2 separate regions of the Homo sapiens genome follow, and region 2 is linked to region 1. A link is a loop called in an ENCODE intact Hi-C map of the cell type or tissue named here. Cell type or tissue: GM12878. All regions are shown on one strand.

Region 1 (5,000 bases):
TAGCACTTGATATTAAATAATCACCACCGAACATACACAGGCTAAGAACACTGAAGTGTTTAGAGAGAGAATTCACGCAGTCTTCCCAGACACCATATGACAAGTGACATAAAACATAATGACCTTTTAGTAATTCTACTTCCATAAATTTACTTTAAGGAAATGAGAGATGTGGAGACTGCATATGTAAGAATTTTCTTCTAAGGAGAAATTAGAAGGCCCTCAAATGGTTAAATGGAGAATGGTTAAAAATATGGCACACTCCTAGGATACAGTAATATAACCATTTAAAAATCATGTATTTAGATAATATTTAACGACATGGAAAAATGGTCATAAAGTTAGGTGAAAAACAATCAAGATGTAAAACTATATAAAAGACTAAACAGTTAACATATGGGCCGGGCATGGTGACTCACCCTGTAATCCCAGCACTTTGGGAGGCCGAGGCAGGCAGATCACGAGGTCAGGAGATCGAGACCATCCTGGCTAACATGGTGAAACCCCATCTCTACTAAAAATACAAAAAATTAGCCGGGTGTGGTGGCGGGCACCTGTAGTCCTAGCTACTTGGGAGGCTGAAGCAGGAGAATGGCATGAACCTGGAAGGCGGAGTTTGCAGTGAGCCAAGATCGTGCCACTGCACTCCAGCCTGGGCAACACAGCAAGACTCTGTCTAAAAAAAAATAATAATAAATAAATGAATAAACCAGTTATCATATGACCCAGCAGATCCAAGAGAAATGAAAACATATGTCCACACAAAAACTTGTATACAAATGTTCATAGCAGTATTATTCACAATAGCCAAAAATGGGAAATAATCGAAATGTCCATCAACTGATGAATGGATAAATAAAATGTGATTTATCCACACAACAGAATATTATTCTGCCATGAAAAGGAATGAAGTATTGATACAGTTACAACATGGATGAACCTTGAAAACATTATGCTGAGCAGAAGCAGCCAGACAGAAAAGTCCACATATTGTATGATTTTATTTACATGAAATGTCCAAAACAGGCAAATCTATAGAGACAGAAAATAGATCAGTTGTTGACTAGGTAGGGTAGGGCAGAAGGGCAGTGGGGTGAAGGAGGAGGAGCAGCTGATAAAGTTCAGGGATTTTCTTGGGAGGTGGTGGCACACATAAATCTTCTCAAGATTTATTTGTGGTGATGGGTTATACAACTGAGTATACTAAAAAACACTGAATTGTACACTTTAGGTGAACTGTATGGTGCGTGAATTACATCTGAATAAAGGTGTTATTTAAAAATAGAATTTGATCCAAATTTTATTTAAGAATTACATGTGAAAAGACTGAAAAGAGATACACAAAATTTTAAAGAGGGGCATTTTCTGAATGGTAAGATTTTAGGTAATTTTCATTTGTTATTTTCCTCTTCTGTATTTTCTGTGATGAGCATGTATTGCTTTCATAATCAGAAAAGTTATTGGTCTAACGCAATTTCATGATAAACTATATGCACTTAAGATATACCTACTGAAAAATGGTATGAGCAATGAATCAATCACCTTCTACCCACCTCCCCTCTGGAACGAGAATGTACATAACACTACTGAACTGTATACTTAAAAAGGCTTAAGACAGGCTGGGCGTGGTGGCTCACACCTGCAATCCCAGCACTTTGGGAGGCCAAGGTGGGTGGATCATGAGGTCAAGAGATCGAGTCTATCCTGGCCAACATGGTGAAACCTTGTCTCCACCAAAAATACAAAAAGTTAGCTGGATGTAGTGGCGCATACCTGTAGTCCCAGCTACTCGGAAGGCCGAGGCAGGAGAATTGCTTGAACCCGGGAGGCAGAGTTTGCGGTGAGCCGAGATCATGCCACTGCACTCCAACCTGGCGACAGAGCGAGACTCTGTCAAAAAAAAAAAAAAAAAAGGGCTTAACACAGTAAATTTTATGTTTTGTATATTTTATCACAATTAAAATTTTTTAAAGAAATATGAAGAAAAGGTCAATAAAAGAACATATAAAATGAAGAGCAAAGTGCTTTTTGGTTGTTTATACATAAATACATTAACTTCTATAGATTTACTCATTTTGCTGGTAAGACAAATTGCTGCTTTCACCCCACTGAAACCCCGAAGCTATAATTACAATTCCCTTTAAGAATTACCTTGAAACTCAGACCTTCAGTTGAGAAATTCTGACCTGAGTCAAATATTGCTTAACTTCCTTTTGGGCGCTGTAGGCCCATCTCTTATTCACCATCTTTCTCAATGCCTAGCAAACCTCCATCCTGATTTCAATAGTAATGCATATAGAATGCAGGCACATTGAATGTTTCTTCTTTGTTAGGAAACTTTTCAACGAGTCGGGGAGGGCTCAAGTATATTGAATAACTTGAAACTTTATCACTGTGACACAACTGCGTGACTTCAAGATCTGAAGCAGACAATTCTGAGAGAAATGTTCGCTAATAGAGGGTGTGAATATTTTTTATTTTTCTGTGCTGTCTTGCCTGTTGTTTATTAAGAGTTTGATTCTTAGGAAGACCTCTTTTACTGTATGCAGTCTTTAAAAGTGGAATTTTAAAAAGGCAAAAAAGAATTATCTTTTAAGTGCTGGTTCACAATAATTAGGAAAATTACATAAGATCCTGAATTGATGGCCCTTTGTGAAACTAACTTTAAAACAAAACAAAACTGACTGCCCCAGGTTTTCTACATTCCAGCTCCCTCTGGTGGTTAAAAATGTAGGACTCAGACTCTTGGTTATGTAAGGGTACTTAACTCTTCATATTTGGGGATAAAGTTTGAGGGGAGATGCACCTGTTTGAGATGCAGTAATCGATTTCTGAGGCAATTATGAATACTTATCTGAATGCAAAGCCACAGGTGATATAGCCACTCTTAAGAGACGATATTCACATTTCAGAGGGAAGGTGGGTAGAAGGTGATTGATTCATTTCTCACCATACCATTTTTCAGTATCTTAAATGTATACAGTTTATCATGAAATTATATTAGACCAATAACTTTTCTGATTATGAAAACAATGCATGCTCATCACAGAAAATACAGAAAAGAGTAAAAGAACAAATGAAAATTACCTAAAATCTCACCATTCAGAAAATGCCCCTCTTTAAAATTTTGCGTATCTCTTCAGTCTTTCCATATGTAATTCTTAAGTAAAATTTGGACCAGATTCTATTTTTAAATAACACCTTTATTCAGATGTAATTCACATACCATACAATTCCCCTAAAGTGTATAATTCAGTGGCTTTTAGTATATTCACAGTTGTGTAACCCATCACCACAAATAAATCAACTTTAGAAGATTTATCTGTGCCACCACCCCCCAAGAAAATCCCTGCACTTTAGCAGCCACTCCTCTTTCTTCACTCCACTGCCCTTCTGTCCCACCCCACCAAGTCAACAACTAATCTTTTTTCTGTCTGTATAGATTTGCTGTCTGGACATTTCATGTGAATAAAATCATACAGTATGTGGTCTTTTGTATCTGGCTTCTTCTATTCAGCATAACGTTTTCAAGGTTCATCCATGTTGTAGCATTTTCAGTACTTCATTCCTTTTCATGGCAGAATAATATTATGTTGTGTGGATAAACCACATTTTATTTATCCATTCATCAGTTGATGGACATTTTGATTATTTCCCATTTTTGGCTATTATGAATAATACTGCTATGAACATTTGTGTACAAGTGTGTGTGTGTTTTTTTTTTTTTTTTTTTTGAGATGGAGTCTCGCTCTGTCACCCATGCTGGAGTGCAGTGGTGCAATCTTGGCTCACTGCAATCTACACCTCCTGGGTTCAAGTGATTCTCGTGCCTCAGACTCCTGAGTAGCTAGGATTACAGGCATGTGCCACCACGCCCGGCTACTTTTTGTATTTTTAGTAGAGACAGGGTTTCATCATGTTGGCCAGCCTGGTCTCGAACTCCTGACCTCAGGTGATCCACCTGCCTTGGCCTCCCAAAGTGCTGGGATTACAGGCATGTGCCACCACACCCGGCCTGTGTACAAGTTTTTGCATGGACATATGTTTTCATTTATCTTGAATCTGCTGGATTATATAACTGTTTAATCTTTCATATAGTTTTGCATCTTGATTTTTTTTCACTTAGCTTTAGGACTATTTTTCCACATCATTAAATATTCTCTAAAAACACGATTTTTAAATGGTTATGTTATTGGATCATCCTAGGAGTTTGCGATAGTTTTTAATCATTCTCCTATTTGGGGCCTTCCAGTTTCTCCTAAGTTTGAAGAAAATGCGTACATATGCGGTCTCCACATCTCTCGTTTCCTTAAAGTGAATTCACAGAAGTAGAATTACTAAAAGGTAAATATGTTTTATGTCACTTGTCATATGGTGTCTGGGAAGATTGTGTGAATTCTCTCTCTAAACACTTCAGTGTTCTTAGCCTGTGTATGTTCGGTGGTGATTATTTAATATCAAGTGCTATAAAACAGAGCCCATGGATTTTTGAAAAGACACAGTCCCTGCCATCAAGATGCTTATGTCCAGCACTCTTTTCATCCTCCCAAACTGAAAACTCTGCACCCATTAAACAACTCCTCATTCTTCCCTCCCTCCAGCCCCTGGCAATCACCACTCGACTTTCTGTCTCTATGGATGAGACTACTCTAGGTACTTCATGTGAGTGGAATCATACAGTATTTCTCTTTTTGTGACTGGCTTATTTCACTTAGCATAATGTCCTCAAGGTTCATCCATGTTGTAGCATGTGTCAGAACTTTCTTCCTTTTTAAGAATGAATAATATTCCATTGTCTATACATAACACATTTTGTTTATCCATTCAAATGTCAACGGATACTTGAGTTGCTTCTGGCTTTTGGCCATTGTGAATAACACTGCTGTGAGCACTGGTATACCAATCTCTCTTTGAGACCCTGCTTTCAATTCTTCAGAGTATATACTCAAAAATGGAATTGCTGGATCATATGGTAATTCTATTTTTAATTTTTTGAGGAC
Region 2 (5,000 bases), 240 kb before region 1:
GAATATAGCAGGCAGATAGTTCTCCTGTAATGCTTGCTTTGAAACCATGAACAATGTGTGCATAATCAGAATCTTGGATTTGCTTAATACCATTTTTTCTTGCTGAAACATTAGGTGAATGCAGAAAACTGCGCCCACCTGAACTACATGACGTCAGAATACACAAAACACGCACGTGGCACAACCTCATATGTCTACAGCTACCTCAGTTTACCCCGCGTGTTAAGAGCCACACCTGTCCATACCTGGTGTTATGACTGTCCCTCCAATTTCGGGTAACCCTCCCTCCAGCCCTTCCCAGTAACTCACCAACCGCAGCCCTTCCGACACCCACCCCACAGCCAACTTCAGGCCTTTTTCTAGGCGAAGTGACACATTTATTGTTGTGTTTATGTATTTCTTAACTATTTAATGTGTGTAAAATGGTGCTACTATTTTTATTAGGTTGCAATCTTTTTGTAAATGTCACTGATTAAATTTTTGAGTGTTGCTTTCCTAACCCCATTTTTCCCATAAGCCCTGTGTTTTTTATTGTGCATTTTGCAAAGAGTGATGATTTTTAGGACCACCTATGAGGCATTACCGAACAAGTGACTGTGTGAAGCTTTTGGACTAAACCTTCCATCTAACTTCACTCTATTAAATGAGTTATTTTCAGGATAAGACAGTCTCATCTATTTACAAATACTTTATCATATAATGAAGTTCTACTTATGATTTATTCAGAATCCACACAAGAAGGCGTAGATTTGCTCAAGGAACAAAATTAATGACATTTTAAAATCTTACAACTGGAGAGGATGATTAATGGGAAAAGAGCTAACATTTCATGAAAACTAGCTTTATGCCAGGTCCTGTTGGATGCCTTCCAATAATGACTGCATTTCATTCTCATGTCAACCTGTTCGGGTGGTAGGGAATTTTGGCATGGAGAGAGTGAAAGTTGCTCAATGTCCGTACAGCTCCTAAGTGACTGGGCTGCGAGTCACCACTGAGGAGCAGCCCATCTGGAGGTATGATCACAGCAACATGGGCTCCAGACTGTTCTTGGTCCTTGTTGTTCATCGTCTTTCCCATTCCATACTTGCGTGTTTCTGTCTTCTGACACAAATAGACTACTAGTGGGTTCCTGTGGGTTGCTGCTGACAATCCATCCATTTACCCAGGCTACATTTTTGTATCCATTTTTTTCAACCTTTTAATTTTTTATCACCCCACAACCTGGGAGACTTTTTAAGCATTTTTTTTCCTAATTGCCTCCCTATGCAATCTTTTTTTTTTTTTTTTTTTTTTTTTTGAGACAGAGTCTCGCTCTGTCATCCAGGCTGGAGTGGCACCATCTCGGCTCACTGCAACCTCTACCTCTTGGGTTCAAGTGATTCTCCTGTCTCAGCCTCCTGAGTAGCTGGGATTACAGGCGCCCACCACCACGCATGGCTAATTTTTGTATTTTTAGTAGAGATGGGGTTTCACCATGTTGGTCAGGCTGGTCTTGAACTCCTGAGCTCAAGTGATCTGCCCACCTCAGCCTCCCAAAGAGCTGGGATTACAGGCATGAGCCACCATGCCCAGCCCCTATGCAGTCTTAACACCCCAGATACACTGCATATCTGTCTATGTGCTGTGTGTATATTTGTGCTTTATATGCATTAAAGAGTAAAGTTGTTTTTGCCCCTCAAGAAGTCATTTTCATCCTATTGGGGTGATCTTGCCTGTGTTGAAAAGGCATGTTCTGTATCTTCAGTTATTTTTAATATGTAGATCCGCTTTTAAAATTAGTATCATGCTACCTTAGAAGCATATACCTGAGTTTGTGAAGACAAGCCCCCTTGTCTGGGCTGTGATTCCTAGTATCTTATGATGAGCCCGACAGGATGACACAGCCAGGTGACTCACATAGAGCTAAGCTCTGTGAGAAAGCGAGGCCTCAGAGGTAGCACATGATTTCCCTTCTTCCAGTTTCTCTATATAAAGAAATAAAGAGCACACATCAAACCAAACATAAATGGAAAGAAATCAATGGTTGAATGACACATGATTCTGGCTTGTCAGCCCTAGTTGGCACCTTTCGCTCCAAATCATCATCTTTCTAAGATACTAAATTATAGATTCCAACCAAGGTGATTAGTGCTGCTCACACTTTAATGTGCATTGGCATCACCCATGAATCTTGTTAAATTGCAGATTCTCATTCAAGTAGGCCTGGGATTCTGCATTTCTGACAAACTCCCAGGTAATACAGCCACTGCTTGGTCCCAGAACCATACTTTGAGCAGCAGTAGCCTAAGAATACACAGAGGCAATTAAAACTAGCTCTCAAACTATTTTAAGAATTTCAGAAAGCCGAAAGCAGTGGTTCTCACTCAGAAGCGATTTGTTCCCCAGGGGCCATTTGGCAATGTCTTGCAGACATTTTTGGTCGTTATAACTAGAGGATGCTACTGACATCTAGTGGGTGGAGGCCAGGGATGCTGCTAAATAGTCTACAATTCACAGGACAGCCCCCATCAGAAAGAATTATCTGGCCCAGAATATCCATTGTGCTGAGGTTGGAAACCCTTGCCTAAAGGAAATCACACACTTACTCCCAGTAAAGCAGCATGGACAAATACAGATACCCTCTCTCCTTGGCAAGAGTGATATTCAATTCAATGTGATAGCCCCAAATAGTTTGTAGTGGTCAAGCTCTGCAGTTGACATTAATAGATTACTCTAACTGATATGGGGAAGTAAGTTAATTGTAATATAAAGAAATGCAGTTAAGCAGATTAAAAGGAAAACACTTTTGGAGTCATGAGCTGTCAGAGGAGATTTACATGTAGCAAAGGAGACCCTGCTGGTTGAAGGATGGGAATGCCTGTCCCTTATTGGGCAGGAATTGGGTGGGCTGACCAGGCTGTGTACGCCTGGCTGGCACTGTTTATTGGAGTGGTGTTCGAGCGAGCCCATCTGGACATTTTTGGAACAAACTTGGGACATTCCTTTGGCCTTCTGAATATGACTTGCAGCTGGGTAGGGAAGTAGTGCAATATTATCCACAGATTGAAGATTCTTTCAAACAACAGAAATAATCAAGAATTCACTGTGGAGGATTTTCCCCTCCAGAGAGTAACAGATAGATTGATGCGTAGATCTAGGTATGCTTATTAACAAACCATTCCTGTTTCATGGGATGTACATGTGGCAGCATCTGGATTATTTAATGTGTTAATATAGTCAGTTTGTATATGAATAATTTAAAACAGTAGCAAGAGATAAAAGTAGCTCATCTGAAGAAGGGTTGTTTGAGAGCTTTTTTTCTGTCAAGTATAATTTTACTCTCAGGTTAAATGAAATTTATTAAGATGCAATTTGCTCCTGGGAGGTATTTGTGAGTTTAACCACAGTCTGTCTTGGAAGATATTATGACAGTAAGTAAATGTCACCTGGATAATACTGATCCATTCACAGAAGGGAGAAAAAGTGTGTTGGGTCAATTAAGGTGGTTTAAAAATGTGTTGACTCTGAAGAAGAAAAGTATCTAAAGTACACAACTCTAACAAATCTCAAGGCCAGTGGGACTTTACAGACTGAGCCCAATTGTGTTGAGTCTGTGTATTGTATATACTTAACACAAGCAAACACAGACTTTTTCTACAAATGAAAACATGTCTGCTGAGCAGTTGACTCAGTCATCTGGAATAAATGTTCTTTATTTGTGTTTCCATGGGTAAAATCAAGTTAATGAACTGAACCATCACAATTTCTCTTATTTAATTTTTAAAACTCTAGATTACCCTGTCTTCTATCTCTATGTAATTCCTGTGTTAGAGCAAACATAGGAAATTGTCAATATGGCAGAGTGCGGTGGCTCATGCCTGTAATCCCAGCACTTTGGGAGGCCGAGGCAGGTGGATCACCTGAGGTCAGGAGTTCGAGACCAGCCTGGCTAGCATGGTGAAACCCCGTCTCTACTAAAAATACAAAAATTAGCTGGGTGTGGTGGCACACACCTGTAGTCTCAGCTACTTGGGAGGCTGAGGCAGGAAAATCACTTGAACCTGGGAGGCAGAGGATGCAGTGAGCCGAGATCACACCACTGTGCACTCCAGCCTGGGCGACAGAGCAAGACTCTGTCTCAATTTGAAAAAAAAGAGAGAAATTGTCAATATGGGGCCATGTTTTACCTACAAAACTAGCAATTTCATGTTGTTCTGTCTAATATTACTTAGGAACATTTTAATTCTTGCATTAAAAAGTAGCTTTTATAAGCATGAGGGTTAATATCTAGGCATAATGTGTTTTCTGAACAGCTGGCTCTGTTTTTCGTCTCTGTGCAGGATATGATTTCACACCAGTAACCCTTCAACTTGGGGTGACACCTTTCATAGGAGTCATGGTAGTTCTTTCTGTTATTTTTCTAGCCATATGGAGGTCTCATTTCTCTTAATTCTTAAAATGATGGACTACCTGTCTTCTAGCTGTATATTATTTACTTTTTTGTTCATAAGCACCATACTTAAGATTTTTTTCTTTTATTTTTAAGGAGAAAAAAAGGCTGCAGTGAGCTATGATTATGACACTACACTCACCCAGGATGGAGTGCAGTGTCATGATCATAGCTCACTGCAGCCTCGACCTCCTGGGCTCAAGAGATCCTCCTGCCTCAGCCTCCCAAATAGCTGGGACTACAAGTGTATGCCACCACACACGGTTAATTAAAAAAAAAAAAAAAAAGTTTTTCTAGCAACAGTGTCTCACTATGTTGCCCAGGCTGGTTTTGAACTCCTGGGCTCAAGTGGTCCTCCCATCTGGGCCTCGCAAAATGTTGGCATTACAGGAGTGAGCCACCATGCCCAGTCCCATATTTAAGATTTTTCTAAAGCCCTAATTTTAAGATTTTCAAAAATGCTAATTGTATCCTACTGTTTCTGCCCCAAGAACCAGACACCTAGATCTCAAGATATGGACAGGTATTTATTGGAAAGAAATGAGGATTTTGAGGTCATAGAAGTGTCTAA

Evidence for each region. Hi-C counts contacts between places; a loop is a spot of excess contacts. Peaks named below come from ENCODE experiments on the same cell type or tissue, not always from the same donor. Only the 100,000 strongest peaks of a DNase experiment are listed, where the experiment ranks them.
Region 2: it touches region 1 in a loop (6-fold over the local background); 9 of 110 quality-filtered maps call a loop at or near these places.

What each region holds. Positions count from the first base shown.
Region 1 is chrX:13,656,542-13,661,541 of GRCh38, reverse strand. TCEANC (transcription elongation factor A N-terminal and central domain containing) reads right to left here. Exons shown (of 5, transcript NM_001297563.2): 3 at 1,774-1,890; 4 at 420-511. Among named protein-coding and RNA genes, the nearest start is that of TCEANC, 5.9 kb to the right of the region's middle. In GM12878, a CTCF peak has its summit at 2,708 (motif pointing left); no DNase peak of the experiment used is centred here; H3K27ac peaks cover 1,196 bases.
Region 2 is chrX:13,895,703-13,900,702 of GRCh38, reverse strand. It overlaps a transcript of GPM6B not described here. Among named protein-coding and RNA genes, the nearest start is that of GPM6B, 81 kb to the right of the region's middle. In GM12878, a CTCF peak has its summit at 2,456 (motif pointing left); a DNase peak (open chromatin) is centred at 2,422; H3K27me3 peaks cover 120 bases.